2 separate regions of the Mus musculus genome follow, and region 2 is linked to region 1. Evidence: chromatin loops called from intact Hi-C (ENCODE). Cell type or tissue: left cerebral cortex. All regions are shown on one strand. Each heading gives the region's core, and the rest is flanking DNA. Links, peaks and the distances in the headings are about the cores only. Region 1 overlaps Gm27166 (a long non-coding RNA gene). Region 2 has its middle 12 kb from the start of Gm32171.

What was found. A loop is a pair of places that touch in the nucleus more often than their neighbours do. Peaks named below come from ENCODE experiments on the same cell type or tissue, not always from the same donor. Only the 100,000 strongest peaks of a DNase experiment are listed, where the experiment ranks them.
Region 2: a loop joins it to region 1, with 3 times the contacts of the local background. A loop is called at or near these places in 12 of 42 quality-filtered maps.

The regions. Positions count from the first base shown.
Region 1 is chr9:33,078,305-33,083,689 of GRCm38, forward strand. The region is part of intron 1 of Gm27166 (a long non-coding RNA gene); the gene reads left to right. Among named protein-coding and RNA genes, the nearest start is that of Gm27166, 49 kb to the left of the region's middle. In left cerebral cortex, for the core only: a CTCF peak has its summit at 2,593 (motif pointing left); DNase peaks (open chromatin) are centred at 792, 2,172 and 2,574.
Region 2 is chr9:33,239,298-33,244,682 of GRCm38, forward strand. No RefSeq gene overlaps it. Among named protein-coding and RNA genes, the nearest start is that of Gm32171, 12 kb to the right of the region's middle. In left cerebral cortex, for the core only: no CTCF peak of the experiment used is centred there; no DNase peak of the experiment used is centred there.

The DNA.
Region 1 (5,385 bases), core at 62-5,061:
ACATGCTCTGCTATGTTTATGGCAGCCTTATTTATAATAACCAGACGCTGCAAACAACCCAGATGTCCCTCAAGGAAAGAATTGATACAAAAAAATGTGGTACATTTACACAGTGGAGTACTACTCAGATATTAGAAAAAAAATGACTTCATGAAAATATCATGCTGAGTGAGGTAACCCAGACACAAAAGGACACACATTGTATGTACTCACTGATAAGTGGATATTAGCCCCAAAGCTCAGAATACCCACGATGCAACTCACAGACCATGTGAAGCTTAAAAAGAAGGAAGATGAAGGTGTGGATGCTTCAATACTATTTAAAAATAATCACAGAAAGTAGGGAGAGGGAGAGACCATGGAGTGAGAGAGGAGAGGGAGGGAAAATGGGGGGAACAGGATCAGGGGTGGGAAGAGACAAGAGAGAAGTTCAGAGGGTCAGGAAAATGAATAGAAAAATGTAGCCATGAGGGGTGGGGAACTGGGGAGAGCTTCTAGAAAGTACCAGATACTGGAGAAGTGAGAGCTTCTCAGAATCCAGTGGGGATGACACTAGCTGAAATACCCTACAAAGGGGAGGTAGAACCTGTAGAGACCACCCCCCAGTTGAGGGATAGGGTCAACTACCCATCTCAAAATTTTTAACCCAGAATTGTTCCTGTATAAAGGAAATGAAGAGATAAATGATGGAGCAGAGACTGCCCTACTTAGGGATCCATCCCATCTGCAGACAACAAACCCAGATGCTATTGCTGATGCCAAGAAGTGCTTGCTGACAGGAGCCTGGTATAGATGTCTCCTGAGAAGTTCTGCCAGCACCTGACTAATACAGATACAGATACAGCCAACCGTTGAACTGAGCTCAGAAACTCCAACGGAAGAGTTAGGGGAAGGACTGAAAGAGCTGAAAGAGATTGCAACCCCACAGGTAGAAAAATGATATCAACTAACCAGAACCCCCAGAGCTCCCAGGGACTAAACCACCAACCGAAAAGTTTACATGGACAGGTCCATGGTTCCAGTTACATATGTAGGAGAGGATTGCCTTATTTGGAATCACTGAGAGGCAAGACCCTTGGTCCCATGGAGGTCTGATGCCCCAGCATAGGAGGATGCTAGAGCGGTGAGGTTGAAATGGAGGGTGGTGGGTGGAGGAGCACCCTCTTAGAGGCAAAGAGGAGGGGGGATGAAATTGGGACGTTGAGGAGGGGAGACCGAGAAGGGGGACAACATTTGAAATATAAATAAATAAACAACCAATAAAAATGATGAAATTGTAAAAAAAATTGATGGAGGACATAGGAGGGTAGGTAAGGTATTAGAAGGGAGTGGTTGGATTCTATCAAAACGAGTTGTCTGTATGTATGAGTATCAATTAAAATATATATTTTAAACTTTATGGTTCAGCCCAAATTCTAGAATTGAATTCTGTAATTAGATTTAGAATCAAATACATGACTTTGACTTTGATTACTTTTGAACAATTACTAAAAATTTTTTTTCTAACCCTCTTAATTTTATTTGTAAAAAGCAGCTACAAAGATTTTAAAAGAAAATGAAGCACACATTGCTATTACAGAAGGAAAAGTTTCCAGATGAACTAGATATTAGCTACTTTTCAGGACCCTTCATGATCTGAGATTATACACAGATGTGACTTTCAGCCAGAATAATCAATTTGGGATTATTGGCGGCTGAGACATTGTGCCCATGAAAGAGGTTGGTTTTCTTCACTTCGCTGAGCTCTCACTGTGATGATAATGGAGAAGTCTTGTCCCTGGGTACTTAGCTCTGACCTTCAGAGCTGGTTCAAGAACGAAGTTGGGGATCGGCCTGTCTCCCTTTTGCATTTGGCACCACATTAAATCCATATCTGATCTTCAGGAAACAATGCACGCTGGAGAATGTGCTTGGCTTTGCCATCGATGGCAGCAGGGACTTTGAATCGTTCTTGAAAGCAATTCAACCACAAGGACACAATGAGGCTTTTCAGTTTTCCTACAGCTTTCCTCAAAATGTGTCTGGAAGCTTAGCTGTGGTTAAAGAATGCCCATTTAGATGTTCAATAACTCTGAGCAAAGGGCTCTGGCTTTCTGAAGGTGTAGTCTCAAAGCTGCAGTTAAAGCTGTGGGCATGACTCAGCTTCCGGTCACATCAGCACAGGTTAACGCTTGTAGCTGCTTGTGAAGTTGCTTTCTCAGGGTTTTGCTCACTCCTTAGGTTTTGCCAGAAGCTTATCTGATTTTGTTTGTTTGTTTGTTTTGTTTTCGTTCTGTTCTCAGGTGACACTGCTGCACAGGTCAGCAGATGGCACTACTGAATGGAGGTGGCAGAGAGGCTTCATAAAAGGGTTTTTCCCTTCCTCCTCATACCAGGAATGTGCTGTCTTTGCATAATGAACTGGGAAGAGTTTGCTATAACGGTAGATCCACTTTGAGTACTGAGAAGAGCTCTAAAATTAAGCTCATTTCTACTCTCCCCTTCTCCGTCTATCCCCCTTCACTCTGCCTACTAGAATTTCACGCTAAGCACAATTCTTCCAGAAATTTGAGACTAGGATGAGGCTTTAGTCACCATTCTCAGTCTCAGAGTGCCACCTTTTGGAACACACTCTCCACTCTCCGTTGTTTCCTAAAAGGGAGTTCCAGACAGCTGGTTCCTGGGGTGAATTTTCACAATTGCACTTCCTTGGTTATGGTTTGACATAATTTCCCTAGAGAGTTAAGGCTTAGGGTATGATAATATACCTTGAATCTGCAGAGCATTAAAGGGGAGGATATTGTCAGATATACGATCTAACCACGGACACAGGCCAGACGCAGTCCTTACTAAAGGAGAGGGCCTGCTTGTCCTGGTCCACCTTTCCCTGGTTTGCTTCTGCTGTGATCTATCAACGCCTTCCTTCCCCCTTCCTTATGCACAATGCTCAGTTAATATCTTCCTTTAGCCTTGCAGACAGGAGCTCACTTATGGCCATATATTCCAGGTGACAACAGTGTCTTTTCAGAGGAGCACAAACAGGAACGCCACAGAAGAGCTTCGGGCTCTTTTGCAAGACAGCTTCACTGACAAATTTCTCCCAGTGTGGAGCAGGCTGGAGGGCCTCTTTAATAAATGGGGTCAACTTTGATTGTTTGTTTCATTGATGATTTGAAATATATTTCTGGCATTAACTAAAAGCAGATGGCTGAAATATAAAAAAGAAAAACCTATCTAGGTGGAACTGTTGGAGGGAACGTTATAATGGCTGGGAATAAGGAGATAGGGCTTTGTGGTTGGAAATTCTGCTTAAAGGGAAGATCTTCTAAGTGGTCTCCAGTCAGGCTTGCTATGTGCCAGGGCTTCTGAATTCCAGTTCAGGCTGGTGATGTGACTGCATCTACACTGTCCTGCTGCCCGTCCATTCACTGGTGCACTGCTCTCGCTAGTGATGTTTATGGCTGTAGTGAGTAAAAGCTACTGGTATGTTGTCCATTTTGCCTTTAACCAAAAATATTGGTCTGCTAGCAGCTCAGTTTAGATAGAAACACTGTTAGAGACAACCTGTGAGGCGAATGGTGGAGCAAGGCTCTGATACGGTTTTTGGGCTACATTTTAGGAATGACAATAGAATGATTTCTCTGGGTCCAGTTTTATTTATCCCTAAAAGCTATTCACTTTCTTCAATAGTAACCCTCCCACCTCGAATCACCTTACCTTCTTTATCTTAAGATAGTATGCTGTGGGAAAAAAGATGAAAAAATTCAAAATCATGATACACTTCTCTTGATGTAAGTTCTTAGTAAGTTCTGTTCTGTTCTTAGTAAGTTCTCAAGACTTTGCACAAACCTACGAAGGGGCACATGGCAGAAGCATGCCCTATCCCCACCCCTGTCAACAGCCTAGTCCAAGATGCTGTGAGTATGTAGCCACTACCCCATCCGTGGCTTCCCATTCTTCTGCTCTGTCCCCACACTATGGTTATGCAGCTTAAGAGAATTTTGAGCATGTTGCTTTCCTGGTTTGCAAAGACCCACACCCATTTCTAGACACCCACGAAGGTTCTGAACTCTTCTTCTGGATCAACTATGGCTGCAGGCCAGCTGCCCCTGTTCCAAACAGTCTCCTCACCACCCTCTCCCACCAGTTGCACTGCAATTTGTTTGAATTTCTCCAGCATTATTTCTTTCTGAATTACACCTCCTTCAGTTTTTGCCTATGGGACTTCTCTTTACCACTCAAGGTTCGATATAGAAATTTTCAGTCTTCATTCAATGCTGTGATTCAACATGGAGGAAGTCACAACCTCCCCTCCACTTTTATATCATTTTATTGGCCATTTTATTATATTATCTACCATAATTTGTATTAATTTTTTTTACTTATATAAGTCTCACATTGATCTTAACTGACTTGAAGACAGGAACCTTACTGACTTAATTTTGTTTGATAAAAGCAAAATTAGGCAATCATACTTAGTGTGTAATATATCATGAAGATTCCCTAAATATTTGATAACTGAACAAATAAATAATTGGAGTAGAACTAGGTATATCTGTTTTGTAGACCCTGTTAGGTCGACAAACCTCTATTGGGAAGTTTTGGAGAGTTAAACTCCCAGGTCCTGGACTTCTAGCATGCACAGTGAGTATAAAAGAATACATGATGTCTAAGGTCTCTTCAGGTTCATTAATTGTGTGGTTTGATTTCTTCTGTCCCCTGTATCCATGCATAAGAATCTTAATTATTTATCATTGTAGTGTTAGAAAGTGAGGCTTAGCATATGATGTTTGAGGTATGGGATGGGGTTTTCATCAATGGGTTAGTGCCTTTCTCATAGAAATGTGTTTTGATACAGTGAGAATTCAGCCCCTGTTTCTTTACATCATATGCGACTGCCGGTGCATCAGAAGCTAGTACATGGTTTTGAACTTTCCAACCCCTCAGAATCACAAACCAAGCTAATTTTTATTTTGTTTTGATGAGTTAACCCATCTCAGGTATTCTCTTAGAGCAATTAAAAATATAAATAAATAAATAAATAAATAAATAAATAAGCTCTTGCATACCTTTGTCCCGACAGGCTCCATGGGAACTTTCTAATCCATAAGGTTCCATGGATTAGTCATTAAAAAGTCTTCTAGATGTGGAAGTTCAAGATTACTGAAAATATTAACAAAGTGAGCTAAGTGATTTTTTTAGAGAGGAAATCTATAATCTTCTGACCACTTTGGACAGAGCAAAATATTAGATGCCTCTTGCCTTTGACCTGACATTTGTTAGTAGAAAAGCAAACGTTCAAGTGCGTATGCTGACACCAGACCACGTGATTCAGCTCTTTTTACAAACCATTCATATTCAGCAACAGACTGAATTCTACTGAGAGTAAGCACACACTTTTCAAAG
Region 2 (5,385 bases), core at 264-5,263, 160 kb after region 1:
TGATATGTGCATTGTATCCACTCACTTCCTTCCTGACTATGAAACAGATCAGAGAGGTGAGAGCTTGGCTTTGAGATGTCAGGAATACACTTAGCCTGACTTGGACATGGGCTCCAGTGAGGTAGGCCAGACCAACATTTCCAGAAAATTCTATGTTCAAGTTTGAATCTTGACCCAGCTTAAGTAAAAGAAGAACACTCTCTGTATTATTTGTCTTCTGATGTTTTCATGGGGTTAATTTAAAAAGCTTGTTTCATATATATATTATACGGTGTCTGTGTCTGTGTGTGTTATAGGATTTTTCTTATGTCAATTTCATTTTCAAAGTGAGAACCATACCCTTGTATTTAGACAAGATTTAGATTTATGAAATTAAATCATCTCAACCCAGTAGGTGAGAATACAGCACTGGCCTGCTTTTCCTGTGGACATTCATTGAATCTCTGCTACAAATATCACATGGCTGTTGGTCATGGGATGGATATATAGAAGTACTAGATTAATTTCTTAGAAGGTAAAATTTTGCCACTTACAGATCACTTCCTCAATAATTCCCTCATGAGAAATGGGGAATCTGAAATTTATCTCTTGAGTTAAAAAGCAGGTGTGACTCAAGGGTGTTCCACTGGAAATGGGCATCCCAGAGTGGGCTTGCCTGCAGCATTTCTAACTTCAGTGTTGATCATCAGTTATGTACCTAAGTTCAGTGAATCTCTTCTCTTGGAGGCTGCTGCTATTTATCTAGCTTCACATTTTAACTCTAGATGCTTTACAGCAAGGAAGTTATTCAGATGTTTTGAAATCTTAGTCTCCTATTGAGAACTCTTAAAACAACATGCTATTTCAACACGTGTCCTTCCAAGGGCCAGTTGTTTGATATTCTTGGAGTCTCAATCCATAGCACAGGTGGATGTCTATTCTGTATGCTCTCTGGGTATTTGTATTTCTATCCATCAGAAGGAAGAAACTCTGGTTTTACTCTACACACAAAGGAAGTCCTTACTGTAGGTAGGGAGGTTTATGTGTAATCTTCCTTTCCTTCCTTCTCCTCCCTCCCCTTCCTTCCCCTTCTCTTCCTCTGTATGGTTGGCATGCCTTAAAGTGAAAATTCAAATGGCAATAATTGCCTGTGGGTCATAAAAAATCTCAGTTATCAGTCTAAAGCTGCTCATAAATACCACAGAAATGATCACTGGGTGACCCCTGCATTTTGCTAATTTCACTCATTGTCTCCTTATCATAAGTGTCACTAATATTGTTTTGTATTACCTCTATCTAGATTATAAAGCTACTCAGGCAAAGCAAAGCAATTAAGCACGGGAAAGCTAACCATCACTATTGTAGCTGCTGTGGAAGAGCTGCAGATAGATGAATGATAATGCCTGCCATAATAGGCCTAGCAGGGAAAACTGGCATCTAATTACTGACTCATACATAGCACTCTATAATAGACAGTATGGCAGATACCAAGCAATATGGAAGGAGAAGACATGGTTTAACAATTGCTAATATGCATTTGAATGAGAGCAATCAATAAAATACTACCTAGAAATTGTTCATACAAAATCCTCTCACACAATTTCTCCACTTGGTCCCATAAAAACAAACCATGCATGACCCGTTTTTAGTGCCCTCTCTGTCACAACCCACACTCAAAGCTCCACAAATTATAATCTGCACATTAAAATTGGTCTTCTAAGTGTCTGTCTCAAATACCTACTCCCAGAAAGATGGCCTCCTTGCAGCACAGTATTGCAGAGCATTGCCAGTGTGGTTAGCAGAATGTAGGTTAGGCCAGGAAGCCTTTGTGAAAGAGTAGCTGTTGGTGGTTTGGCTCAGAGAGCATAAGTCTTTCCAAGGGTGTCTTTACTGCTAGCTTAGAAGTGATGGATGGAGGCCACAGGCTGTTTTGGACTCAGGTCTCAGAAAAGTTCATGAAAAATGACATTATTGTACTTGGAGACTATCCTGGAAAGCCCCTCCGAGCTCAAGCCCTCCTTTGGTCAAGGCTTGAGAAGAGGGGTTTTTAAAGTTCACACACCCTTGTAACTGGCTTTTAAAGGATGGGTATGAACAGGACAGTCTGAGATATTAAAATTTCCACACACACCCCACCTCCCACTGAAAACCACAGAATGGGCCACCCGTTCCCTGACTCACTGCTTGGCACTGATAAAGCCCATGCTTACCACAGGCCCTAACACTAGGGAAGACAAGAATTCTTTCCTCAAGTCCCTAAAGAACATGTCAAAAGATTCTTTGACTTATTTCTTCATCTCTTTCCCTCACAAAGAGGCACAGCATTCATCACATTTCAGGGAAGTTCTGTGTTAGAAAGAAGCAAATGAGCTTCAGAACCATGTCATGTTCTCCTGTTCACATGAGCAAGAACAACATGCAAATTCCACCTGGCATTTTGAATTAGTGTATGTAGGACTAGACGTTCAAATCATGTTCTTTTCAGTCACCTTTGCTCCAGAGCATCTGTGGAGCACCATTTTGAGCCTCAGCCATTACAGAGAACATTAGAGATTGAAAGATGCGTTAGATGGGCCTCCCAAACCCAAGCAGATGAATGAACCTAGGCAGCAAAAGAGACTTGGGGGGTGGGGTGCAGAAAAATAGCAGTGCCCAGAGCACAGAGATAATGGTCAGAGTCTGGGAAGACCTCACTGTGAAGCTGAGGTAGAGGAAAAAGCATTAAGGTGGTTATAAGCACAAACTGAATAATCTTCTTAGTCTATCTACAGAAGAAAAATATGGTCCAGAGAGGTGCAATGATTTACCTTATATTAAACAGTTGCAAGTAAGCCACCTTGCTGTCAGACAAGAACAAGGAGAAGGGGGAATTGAAGGACAAAGCAGTTGAGAAGCTGGGCTGGGCTAGAAATAACCAAACCAGATGGATGAGCTCACATTTGAGGGAGGATTTTGATGCTTTTTAAATTATCACATGGACCACCTTGATGGACTCTTCTGGGATACACTAGAGGAGGCTATTCCAAGAAGATACTACAAAGGGATACAAAAGTGAGTGAAGACTTTACAAAAATTTCTGTAGGACAATGCATATCTAAAATCATTTTTTTGTTCTTTTGATTTGTAGCCTCTTGCATTGAATTCCTTTTCATGTCTGCCCTGGTTCTAGTTTTTAAAAAGGCCTAGTCAGTGAAATAATATCTTAAGAATTCATAGAATAACCCATGGTATTATGGTCAGGAATTCAATCACAGTACATACATTGATGAATCATTGTATGAGTGGTATTCTGCTAAGGCCGGCATTGTACAAAAGAGCCCCTAAGTTACAGCTGGATACCACATCTATATGGATAAATGAAATAAAAGAAGGACAGCGAAAGGAGTCCTTTAAGGTTTAAGTCATTTGCATGTGCTCTCTGCAAGTGCTTCCCATTATTGCTGCTGATTGTGTGCCTTCTCCCTTATCTGACTGACCTTATTCCCAAGTGCTTTGTAGTTTGTGCTGGCTTCTCTTCTCTTCTCTGCAGCCTGACATCACTTTTTCCTTTGCAACTCTTCCTCTTCCTACACATTAGCACAGCCTTGTGGGTAAGGCTGACAGTATCCTGGTATGCCATCACATCTGTAGGCAGTTCAAACTGACCGGTAAGCAAACTCAGCCAATTCACCAGCTCTCCTGTTCTCTTGAACATTTTCCCTGCAAACGATGCCAGCATCGTACCTGTATCAGAAATTTGAACATCATCCTGTTCTGTTTCTCCTTGACCTGTATATGCTAATGACCAAAGTCTTTTCTGATAATTTTTCATTCTTATCTATACCTTAGCTACCAGTCATTGGCCTCAAGAAACACAATTTCCCTCCATATTGACAGAGTTGAAAAATGTTGGCAGAGAAGCGCAGGAATTCATAGGGATGATGAAACCTCATGGTCTATATAGAGAAGCTATGGCAGGACCTCGGATTCAGGCTGAGGATGTCTCCTCCAGCACTTAGAAATCTGGAAGATGGCTTCTTCTCTTTGTTTCTGCTTCCACCCTCTTTCAAATACTCTTTGTGAAATTGCCATTAAGTTCATAGAGACAGAGAGACAGCCCTCCATAAATGCGAGCATAGCTAGTTTAAGCTGTTCTTGATCTTTACCCCAGGAATTATCACATTGGATTTCTAATAGCTGTGGGTAGCTGTCTCACCTACCATATTCCCACAATGCAGCGAGCTCCTTGTTCATATCTGTATTCTGCAGGGTACCTTTTAGCATGTGATACACAGAAACAAGCAGTAAGGGTATGCAGAACGGATACTGGTCCTTACCTTCAATGGGTCACTTTTGTGATAACATCAGTATGAGTCATATTGTCATGAGATCACTACATCAAGCTCACCAGTGCTTTCTATTACATCCCTCCTAACTGGATTTCCCTGCCTCCCCAGTCTTCTACCCATATTTCAGCTGGAGTTATTACTTTGAAACCAATGGCACATCATGATGTAAACCTGTTTGAAAAGTTTTTGATGACCCTCCATTTTACACACAATAGGAGCCAAAGTCTTATGTTGTCATAGGATGCCCTGTGGGATGTGACCCTCCTCCACCTCCTCCACCTCAGGTCCTCGTACTCTGCACTCCATCACACTAGTCCCTGTACTGCTCCCAACAAATGCCACCAGGAGCCAATTTTCCTTTCATGCCTGGAAGCCCCGTCACAGGTAACTTCATGGGTCACCCTTCATTTTCTTCATGTCTGACCTGACTCATGCAGAAAGACCCAGGTTGCACCAGTCAGACACCCTGCACTCCATTCACTGCTGTGGTCTTTTACGTGGCACTTGGCTACAAATAACTGTTTCACATTTTCTATTAATTTTAGACCTGTCTCATAACATTTAAGTGGTTCTTAAATCAAAAGTTTTTTAATTTGTCCTTTGCTGTGTCCTAATATCTAATACAGTTCTTGTTAACTTGTAGGTGCTGAAAAAAATGTTTTGTATAGATTTATAAATAATCAGAAATATATTCATGGTGATTTCCCCATTTTTTCTTAGTTCAACCCATTCTTCTGGTTTTCTTATTAAAATTACAACTCTACTGTTTGTTAGCAAATAAACCATACATCCTCCAGCAATGGGGAGGGGAAAGGATTTTTCTTTAGTATTTCAGTTCAAGCAGAGTATCTCTCCTCCATCCCAGAACAAAGAAACTTTCCCACAGGGAGGGGTGGAAAGAAGAGCTGTCTATAAGAATTCATCATTTCTAAAATACTTAGATGTATATGTATATATGTATGGACTATGGATATGTAGATAATTGAATATATTTGCAGTAGGTGAATATACAAGTTTATGTGTATATGAATACGTGTGCAGATACTTGCAGTTCTGTCCATCAGAAAATGTTGAAGGA